2 separate regions of the Homo sapiens genome follow, and region 1 is linked to region 2. A link is a loop called in an ENCODE intact Hi-C map of the cell type or tissue named here. Cell type or tissue: heart right ventricle. All regions are shown on one strand. Links, peaks and the distances in the headings refer to the core of each region. The heading gives the core; the rest is flanking DNA.

Evidence for each region. Peaks named below come from ENCODE experiments on the same cell type or tissue, not always from the same donor. Only the 100,000 strongest peaks of a DNase experiment are listed, where the experiment ranks them.
Region 1: a loop joins it to region 2, with 2.0 times the contacts of the local background. A loop is called at or near these places in 1 of 110 quality-filtered maps.

The regions. Positions count from the first base shown.
Region 1 is chr16:12,232,246-12,236,593 of GRCh38, reverse strand. All of the region lies in intron 14 of SNX29 (sorting nexin 29), which reads right to left. Among named protein-coding and RNA genes, the nearest start is that of SNX29-AS2, 140 kb to the left of the region's middle. In heart right ventricle, for the core only: no CTCF peak of the experiment used is centred there; no DNase peak of the experiment used is centred there.
Region 2 is chr16:12,118,404-12,122,751 of GRCh38, reverse strand. All of the region lies in intron 11 of SNX29 (sorting nexin 29), which reads right to left. Among named protein-coding and RNA genes, the nearest start is that of SNX29, 140 kb to the right of the region's middle. RefSeq lists an enhancer at 1,025-1,524. In heart right ventricle, for the core only: no CTCF peak of the experiment used is centred there; a DNase peak (open chromatin) is centred at 2,071.

The DNA of each region.
Region 1 (4,348 bases), core at 68-4,067, 110 kb before region 2:
ATAGCATTCAATGGACCCACAGAGTCTTTCCAGAGTAGGTGACACCTCGAACTAAGTCTTCAGGGATGCGGAAAGTCATGCAACAGAGAAGACGTAGTGGGAAAAGGGCTTCTAGGCACCAACCATTGCAGTAAATAATAGCCTTGCTTAATCCCAAGTAGTTCAGCATTGCTGTGGTATAAAGTACAAGAAGAAGAATAGCGAGAAATGAAAGTACAAAAAGAGGTCACCCTCAACAGAAGGGTCAAGACCCCTGGCTTCTCCCCTGCCCCATGCCCTCCTCAGACTCCCCATGGGTCTTCAAATGAAGGCTTTGAAAATAGACACTAGAAGACTAACAGTGACCGCATTCCCTTCTCCAGTTTGATCTTTTGGTTCAACCAGATGATGTATTAACTGTTGGGGCAACAGTGGATGGGTATTTGATGAGATTTATGTCAGATTGATGTGGGAAAACAGATATAAAATCAAAGCCCATAGTATTGGGAAATAAGTACGTAAAGCAGTTCTGGGCTATCTATGCAACCAGGAGCAGCATATATGAGACAGAGAGGACAGGAAGGAAACAGAGAGTTTTAAATAACATTTATTCCGTCCCCTACCCTAGCAGAAAGAAGTCCTACAGAAACAGAAAATTGTACTTTTCCAGTAATCCCTAAGTTGCTATTCATTTCTGAATCTTTACCTGTTACCATTCAGTTTCCTAAGGTTTCTATACACTGCCAAAAGAACTGTGATTTTTATGTCAGAATCTACACTCCAAGCACACACACACATACACATACACACACACACACACACACACACAATTTACAACCCATGTTTTCATCCACCTTTATTGTGTTTAAGTTTTCTGTTCAAAACACTGATGAAGTTTCCTTTCAATAAAAAAAATGTGGATGCAAGTCTTTTTTTTACCCAGAGGTTTTTTCACTTCTTTCCTCTGTGTTATTTTGAGTCTTGCTACTGAATCGTAAAGCAAGAACCCTGAAAAATATGCCAATGTTAGGCAGGTGAAAATATATCAATATAGGAAAGTAACTTGGGAAAATGGAAAGGCAGAAATAGTGATTTCCATAATAAAACTCCTGACAAACTCAAGCAGTAGTGCACAAAAAAAAATCTGTCTGTACTGCTCCCATCTGACATGCCAAATATGTACCTCCAAATGTGAAAATGGATCACTGCCGCTTCCTAACCAAATTTCAAATTAAGTACCGCAGGCCCAGGGGACAGCCTCATACACAGCAAGCTGAAAACACGAGCACTGCGGGATGCCTGGTGCCAGCTGGTCTCTGACTTCTGCCAACTCTGGGGCACGTTGGTGAAGGGGAACTCAATAGTTTGTGCATTTCTTCTCTAAACTTACTGAACACCAGGGACAGAGAGAGAAAGGAAAGAAAGAGTGAGCAAGTGAGCCTGTTTCCAACTGACTGCAAAGTTCATCTGATAAGGTCAACAGCTTAGAAGAAAAAGTTAAAGAAAAATGAAAAAAAAGACACAGAGGGACAGAATAAGGGCAGGACAGAGACAGATTCCAAGAGAAAGAGACAAAGCCAAAGACAGAGAGAGACAGGGAAAGGAGGAAGGAAGGAATGAGGGAGAAAAGTACACATACACACACTCAGAGAAGAGAAGGATGGGTGAAAAGGAGAGAGAAACATAAAGGCAAAGAATGAGAGCCACGTGTAAGGTAGGGAGCTGAGACCCAAACAGGAAGTCATCATCCCATCATCCATCCATTCAGCGGGTATCTTCTGAGTGCCTATGATGCCAGTAGGCAGACGGACATAGCCCTAAGTAATTTCAGGTGGGGAAACACACAATGCAGTGCTAAGTCCAGAGAGGGAATGAACAACTCTCCAACCAACAACCCCCAAAACCTCTGGGCTGAAGCCGACAGCATCTCAGCTCTAACATCAAATCATTTTGAAGCCTAAAATTAACAGAAACACTGCTTTAAAGACAAACTTAGATATGATGCCAAAAGTACATGACAAAAGAAAAAATAGATGAATTCAACTTCATCAGAATTAAAAACAGGTATGCCTCAAGGACACCATCGAGAAAATGAAAAGAAACTTGCAGAATGGTAGAAAAGGTATGCAAATCACGTATCTCTGATACGGGTCTAGTATCCACAATACACAAAGAACTCATACAACTCAACAATAAAAAAGACAACTAAACAAATTAAGCAATGGACAGAAGATTTGAAAAGACACCCTTTGAAGATCTACAAATGGCCAGTAAGCCATTTGTAGAATGAAAAGATACTCAACACCATCAACCATCAGGGAAATGCAAATTGAAACCACTGATTTGCAAACGTGAAGGTGCCACTTCACATCCACTCGATGGCTACAATAAAAAAAAGACAGACAATAACAAGTGTTTGGTGAGGACATGGTAGAATAACTGGAACCTTCATTCACTGCTGGTGGGAAGGTACAGCCGCTTTGACCCAGCAATCCCACTCCTAGGTTATACCCGAGAGAAATGAAAAACACGTCCACACAACTTGTACGTGAATGTTCATTGCAACATTATTTATCACAGCCAAAAAGTGAAACCCAAATGTCCATCGACTAACGAAAGGGTAAACAAAATATGGCATATCCTTATAGTAAAATCTGTTTTAGCCATAAAAGAGAATGCCATCCTGATACATGCTACAATGTAGATAAACCTTGAAAACCTTATGCTAAATGAAGGAAACCTATCACAAACCGCCATACACTGTATCATTCCACTGATATGAAGTGTCCAGAACAGGCACATCCACAGAGACAGGAAGGAGAATGGTGCTTGCCAGGCCCTGGGGTGGAGAGTGACTGCTCAGGAAAATGGGCTTCTTTGTGAGGGAGTGAAAATGTTCTAAAATGTTGTGAATGCACAACTCTATGAATATACTAAAAATCATTAAATCATACACTAAATAGATGAATTGTATGGCATGTGAATTATATCTCAATAAAGTTGTTTGTGTGGTTTTTTTCACCTTTCATTTCAGATTCGGGGGTACAAGTGAAGGTTTGTTACATGGGTATATTGCATAATGCCAAGGTTTGGGGTAAAAATGATCCCATCACCCAGGCAGTAAGCATAGTATCCAACTGGTAGTTTTTCAACCCTTGCTCCTCCCTTCCTCCCCTTCTTGTAGCCCCCAGTGTCTATTGTTAGCATCTTCCTGTCCAGGAGTACCCACTGTTTAGCTCCCACTTATAAGTCAGAACATGCAATATCTGGTTTTCTGTTGGGGCACTAATTTGCTTAGGATAACAGCCTCCAGCTGCATTCATACTGCTGCAAAGGGCAAGATTTCATTCTTTTTAAGGCTGTATAGTATCCCATAGTGTATATGTACCACATTTTCTTTATCCAGTCTACCATTGATGGGTACCTGGACTGACTACATGTTTTTGCAGGGAGGAGGGAGGAAGGAGGAGGAGGAAGAATAGGGGGAGGAGGAGGAGGAGGAAGACAAAGACAAAGAAGACAAAGAAGATGAAGACAAAGAGGAAGGCATTTCCAGCAAATCAAGCTGCTCTTCCATCTCTCATCCAGAACTGTGGTGACTTGCATGTGAGGGTCAGGGTTTCAGTCTCCCAAGACTACAACTTGCCAGGCTGGGGCTTGGGAGGACAAGTTCCGGGTGGACCACCTCCCCCAACCAGCCTCCATGCCCCTCCAAGCCCATGCTGGGTGGGCTGTGAACTCAGCATTGAGGCTGATAGTGAGTACAGAGGTGTCTCCATAGGATACTTTGAAGGACCAATGTGTGCTGACTTCTGTGTGTCATCTCCTTTCCAGCCCTCTCAGGGGACATCTTCTGCCCACAGTCACCCTCTAGGCTGCAGCCATCCTGGGTGACAGAGTGAGACTCTGTCTCAAAAAGAAAAGGAAAAGGGTCCTTGTTGGCTTTGGGGAGAATCACACTCTCATGAATAGCCAGATTCCCCAACGTTTCCACTACTCCACCGTGAAGCCCACTGAAAGATTAAAAACGAAAACTCTTCCTTTGTTTACCAAAGCAAACAAAAGCCACGATTCAAGCATTTATTTGTTTGTTTCTGGCCGAGTCTCACTATGTGGCCCAGCCTGGAGTGCAGTGGCACGATCTTGGCTCACTGCAACCTCCACCCTCCTGGGTTCAAGCGATTCTTGTGCCTCAGTCTCCGAAGGATTACAGGCGCACGCCACTATGTCCAGCTAATTTTTGTATTTTTAGTAGAGACGGGGTTTCACCACGTTGGTCAGGCTGGTCATGAACTCCTGGACTCAAGTGATTTGCCCACCTCGGCCTCCCAAAGTTCAAAGATTACAGGTGTGAGCCACCTTCCCAGCC
Region 2 (4,348 bases), core at 144-4,143:
TATATCTATGCCGAGGGTTCAGTCACCGCTTCCACCCTGCACACACCCACATCTCCACCTAGGCCCTCTCCTGAGCTCCAGACCCATGTCCTCTCTGCCGCTCCAGCCTCTGCCCATCTCCTTTGCTCCCCCTTGGTTAGACTCCAACCATACTGAACACACTCTCCTTCTCTCGTGCCTCTGTGTCTTGGCACAGGCTGTTTCCCAGTGTCTGGAAGGCCTGGCCCCCTCCCTCACTCCAGGTTGTCCTTCAAGCTTCTGCTTGGGGAGCGCCTTTTCTGAGCATCTGGGGCTTGCTGGCTATAGCAGTCGTGGGAGTCCGTGGGCCTGCCCTGTCTTACTCTTGCCTCCGCTCAGAGACTCAGCCTCCACAGGCCTCCAGTCCCACCCACCCCACTTGTAATCAGTGAGACCAAGGGTACCTACTGACTCAAACCAAGCCCATCATGTAGAGTCTTCCAGAAGTTCAGATGTGCCACAGGCTGACAAGAGACGCGAAGGAAGGTGGCGACAGAGGCATCTGGCCCAAGAGCAAAGAGTTCCAAGTCACTCCACCACGGTGACTGTGGAGACACACTGAAATAGTGACTTGCCGAAAGCCAAGTGCTCAAAAGACCAGTTTAATAAACCCATCCTGGCCGGGCACAGTGGCTCACGCCTGTGATGCCAGCACTTTGGGAGGCTGAGGCAGGCAGATCACTTCAGGTCAGGAGATGAAGACCATCCCAGCCAACATGGTGAAATCCCGTCTCTACTAAAAACACAAAAATTAGCCAGGCGTGATGGTGCGTGCCTGTAGTCCTGGGTACTCGGGAGGTTGAGGCAGGAGAATCACTTGAACCCGGGAGGCAGAGGTTGCAGGGAGGTGGAGGTTGCAGTGAGCCAAGATCGCGCCACTGCATTCCAGCCTGGCAACAGAGTGAGACTCCATCTCAAAAAATAAACAATAAATGAATAAATAAACAAACCCACCCTTAAATGAAACCCTAAACTGGGCCCAGGACCCCTGGCTGGAGGCTCCTCTGTCGCCATGTACAGAGGCCTGGACAGAGACAAATGCAGATGCAGCCACAAGGCAGAGGGCCACCAAAAAGGGGAGCCAGCAAAGCCCTTCAAGGCAAGCCCACTCAGCCACAGAGAAAGTGCCGAGTCTGGCAAAGCGGCAGGTGTTGGAAATGTCAAGCGCTACTACAGAGCCCTGTAGCCTAAGGTGACTCAGTGAACTCCTCATTCCTGCCTTCGTCTCCTGCTGCACCACCACAGCCAAGGCGGCTACCCAAGGGCCAGCGGGAGAAGTGCGGGCCGACCTGCAGTGACCGCATGGCCACAGGGAATAAAGCAGTCATGCACAAATGGCCATGCTGGCTTCTGCAGGACTCTCGGCTCCCAGGCTCTGGGGGAGCCCCTATGGGGTTCTGTGCCCTTGTGTTCTAAATTGGCATGGGTTCTGTGTCCTCACAGCCAAACAATCCAAGTAGAGTTCAGTGATTCCCATTGCTCTTCATATGCACCTCCACGAAAGCACACTGTCCCCTGGGCTAGAGGTGCCCATCTGCACCTCTGCCCACCAAAGCCCCACCCCCAAGCCTGTGGGTCACTTGAGTACCGGGGCCCCAGTGCCCAGCACAGAACACACGTGAGACCTGGTGAATGATCAAAGGTAAGATGCGTAAGTGAATTGATAAACAAATGAATGACTGACAGTCGCCCACTGCTAAAACGCCACCCTCAGCTCCAGGAACTGAGCATGGGATGAGCTGGACAGAAACGTCAACCACGTTAATCATAAGTTCAAGGCCTCGGCACAGAACACTAACCAGCAGGTTCACAGCTGTAATTTCTTGCCCCAGTGACAGAGATTCAGGCTCCCGTTGAGCTTTTTCCATTATGCATCTCGGGAATGCGACAGGCATGGGGAGGAGGGGACACGGTCCCATACATCATTACCATGACCTCAAACAGGACGAGCCTACAAAACCGTTCCCCTCCTTTCTCGGCAGTGACCACATGAATGCTCAATTTCAAAAACAACAGTGGAGCAGGGACCAGCCTCCAGTCCCCAGGGACCCAAACATAAACACAGACACACAGCCAGATGACGCACAGGCCCATTCACACAAATGATTACGGCCTCGGAGGCTGCTATATAAAGCAATGAAACAGTGACACCAAGGGAGGGGTGAGAGGCGTCTCTTCTTCAGCCACTAAAGGCCCCCAGGGGGGGAATTATCCTGAGACTCATTGATCTTCAACTGCCTTTTCAAAATTAAAAAGGGAAGAGACTGCTGACTGCGATGACTAGACAGGGTGACGTGTGGACGCATGTGTGCGCACACACACTCTCTCACATATATACATAGATCTGTGCAATAACTCCCTGGCTTTATATAGCATCTTTTTCCAAAGACCTCAAAGAGCCTTTACAAACACTCCCCTGCGGCCCATACTCAGCTATCTTTAAAGACAGAGCTCATGAGGGCACATGCACAAATAAAGAATGTTCCTCTACAGGGATGGACTTAACCTACATCATCATTTTTCAAACTTAACATCCTGCTTTTTATATCTTTGTCTGCCTACCCACTCCCTTTCCTTTTATCTCCAAAAGAAAGGATAAACTATATCGAGCTCTAAAATGTAACTTTTAAATTACTCAGGCCCATTCTAACTTTTCGTTCTGTTTCTCTCTCCTGCCACCCTCCTCCCCTAGCCCACCCAGAGTTTCTATTCTTTTCAATTTGTTAAGATAAAGGAGGAAAAAATGTCCCAAGACCCCTTCGCAGGGCTCAGATGGCCAGTGGTTACCACACACTGCCTGTTTCATACACACCCAGCAATGCGAGAGGCACCTGAAATACACGATCTCATGTAATTCTCACAAGGTTTCTGAGAAGCAAGCATGATTACACTTGCTGTCTGAATGAGGCAACAGAGACCAGGAGAAGGGAAGTGACTTGCCTCAGGCCACACAGCCAGGAAGTGGCCAGGCAAGGACCCACACCTGGTCCAGCTTGCTTGAAGGCCTGTCCCCCCAAGCGGGCAGTGCCAGGCCCAGCCCGGCTCCTGGGAGGCAGCGCACAGCCTCAGGACTCACACCAGTTCCCAGGGTGTGGCCTCTGGCAGTTCTCCCAGTCTTTCTCTGTCCTCTTTTGGAAAATCAAAAGTGTGATTAAATTCTGGCCCTTTCCAGTTTTAGAACTATGGTTTCTACATAATTATAATCTCAAAACAGAAAACACAAATGTGAGGCACTCATGGGAATGGGATGGAAAATGGAAGAAAGTCACAAGGTACAGAAGAAAAACCCCTTGCAAAATCTTGATAAGGTTCTAGATCTTTATTAACTTTTCCAGATTTGTAATTTTTTGGTTTTCTCTCTCTTGTTCATGTGCGCACTCTCAAACACAAACACACACAGTGAGCGTTTATAAAGATTTGTACTACGAATCCTTAAGGCAGGCATCCCAAAAGCGGATACAGACAGGGCCTCCAGGGAGCAAAGTCCTCACAGGGTACAGTGGGACGAGAGGACCCCGGCTAAGGAGCAGTCCCTGCCTCCAATCCACTGTCTATGCGGGGACATGGCTGCCACCAGTCCTGAGTTGTTGAGAGAAGCCAGGAGTCACATTTTTACACAGATCTGATTTTTAAACACTGTAAACTGAGGTTCTTACCACACAGGTCCAAGAGATCAAGCTGTGGATCACTATTGTGAGCCTCATGTCCTAAAGTATGAGTTCTGAGCACCAAGCAGCTTGGAAATGTCAAGGTAATTAGCACACATTTGCACCGCCATTTTTACAAAGCAGCATTCCACCCACATCAGTGAATGTCAGAAGTGTAGAGTTGGAAGGGGCCTGAGATGGGATCTAATGGAGGCAGACAGGGGACAGTGAATGGACACCCCAGAGGAACTCCCACAGCAGCCTCGAAGTGACTAAATCAGAGACCACAGACAGTCCGAGCATCCCTACCCTGCCTGTCCCACTCACAGAAGGCTAGAAAACACAGCACTCAGGTATGCGTGAATTTATTAGGAGCAGTAACTCAGGTGAGGGTCGAGGGTGTCTCTTAATTTTATACCTTTCCACATATATGTTCTCATTTCATATCAAGGCATCAAAAGGTGGTCTCTAGGGCGGGCACGGTGGCTCACACCTGTCATACCAACACTTTGGGAGGCCGAGGTGGGCGGATCACGTCAGGTCAGGAATTTGATACCAGGCCAACACAGTGAAATCCCATCTCTACTAAAAACACAAAAATCAGCCGGGCATGGTGGCAGGCACCTGTAATCCCAGCTACTCGGGAGGCTGAGGCAGGGGATGACTTGAACCCAGGAGACGGA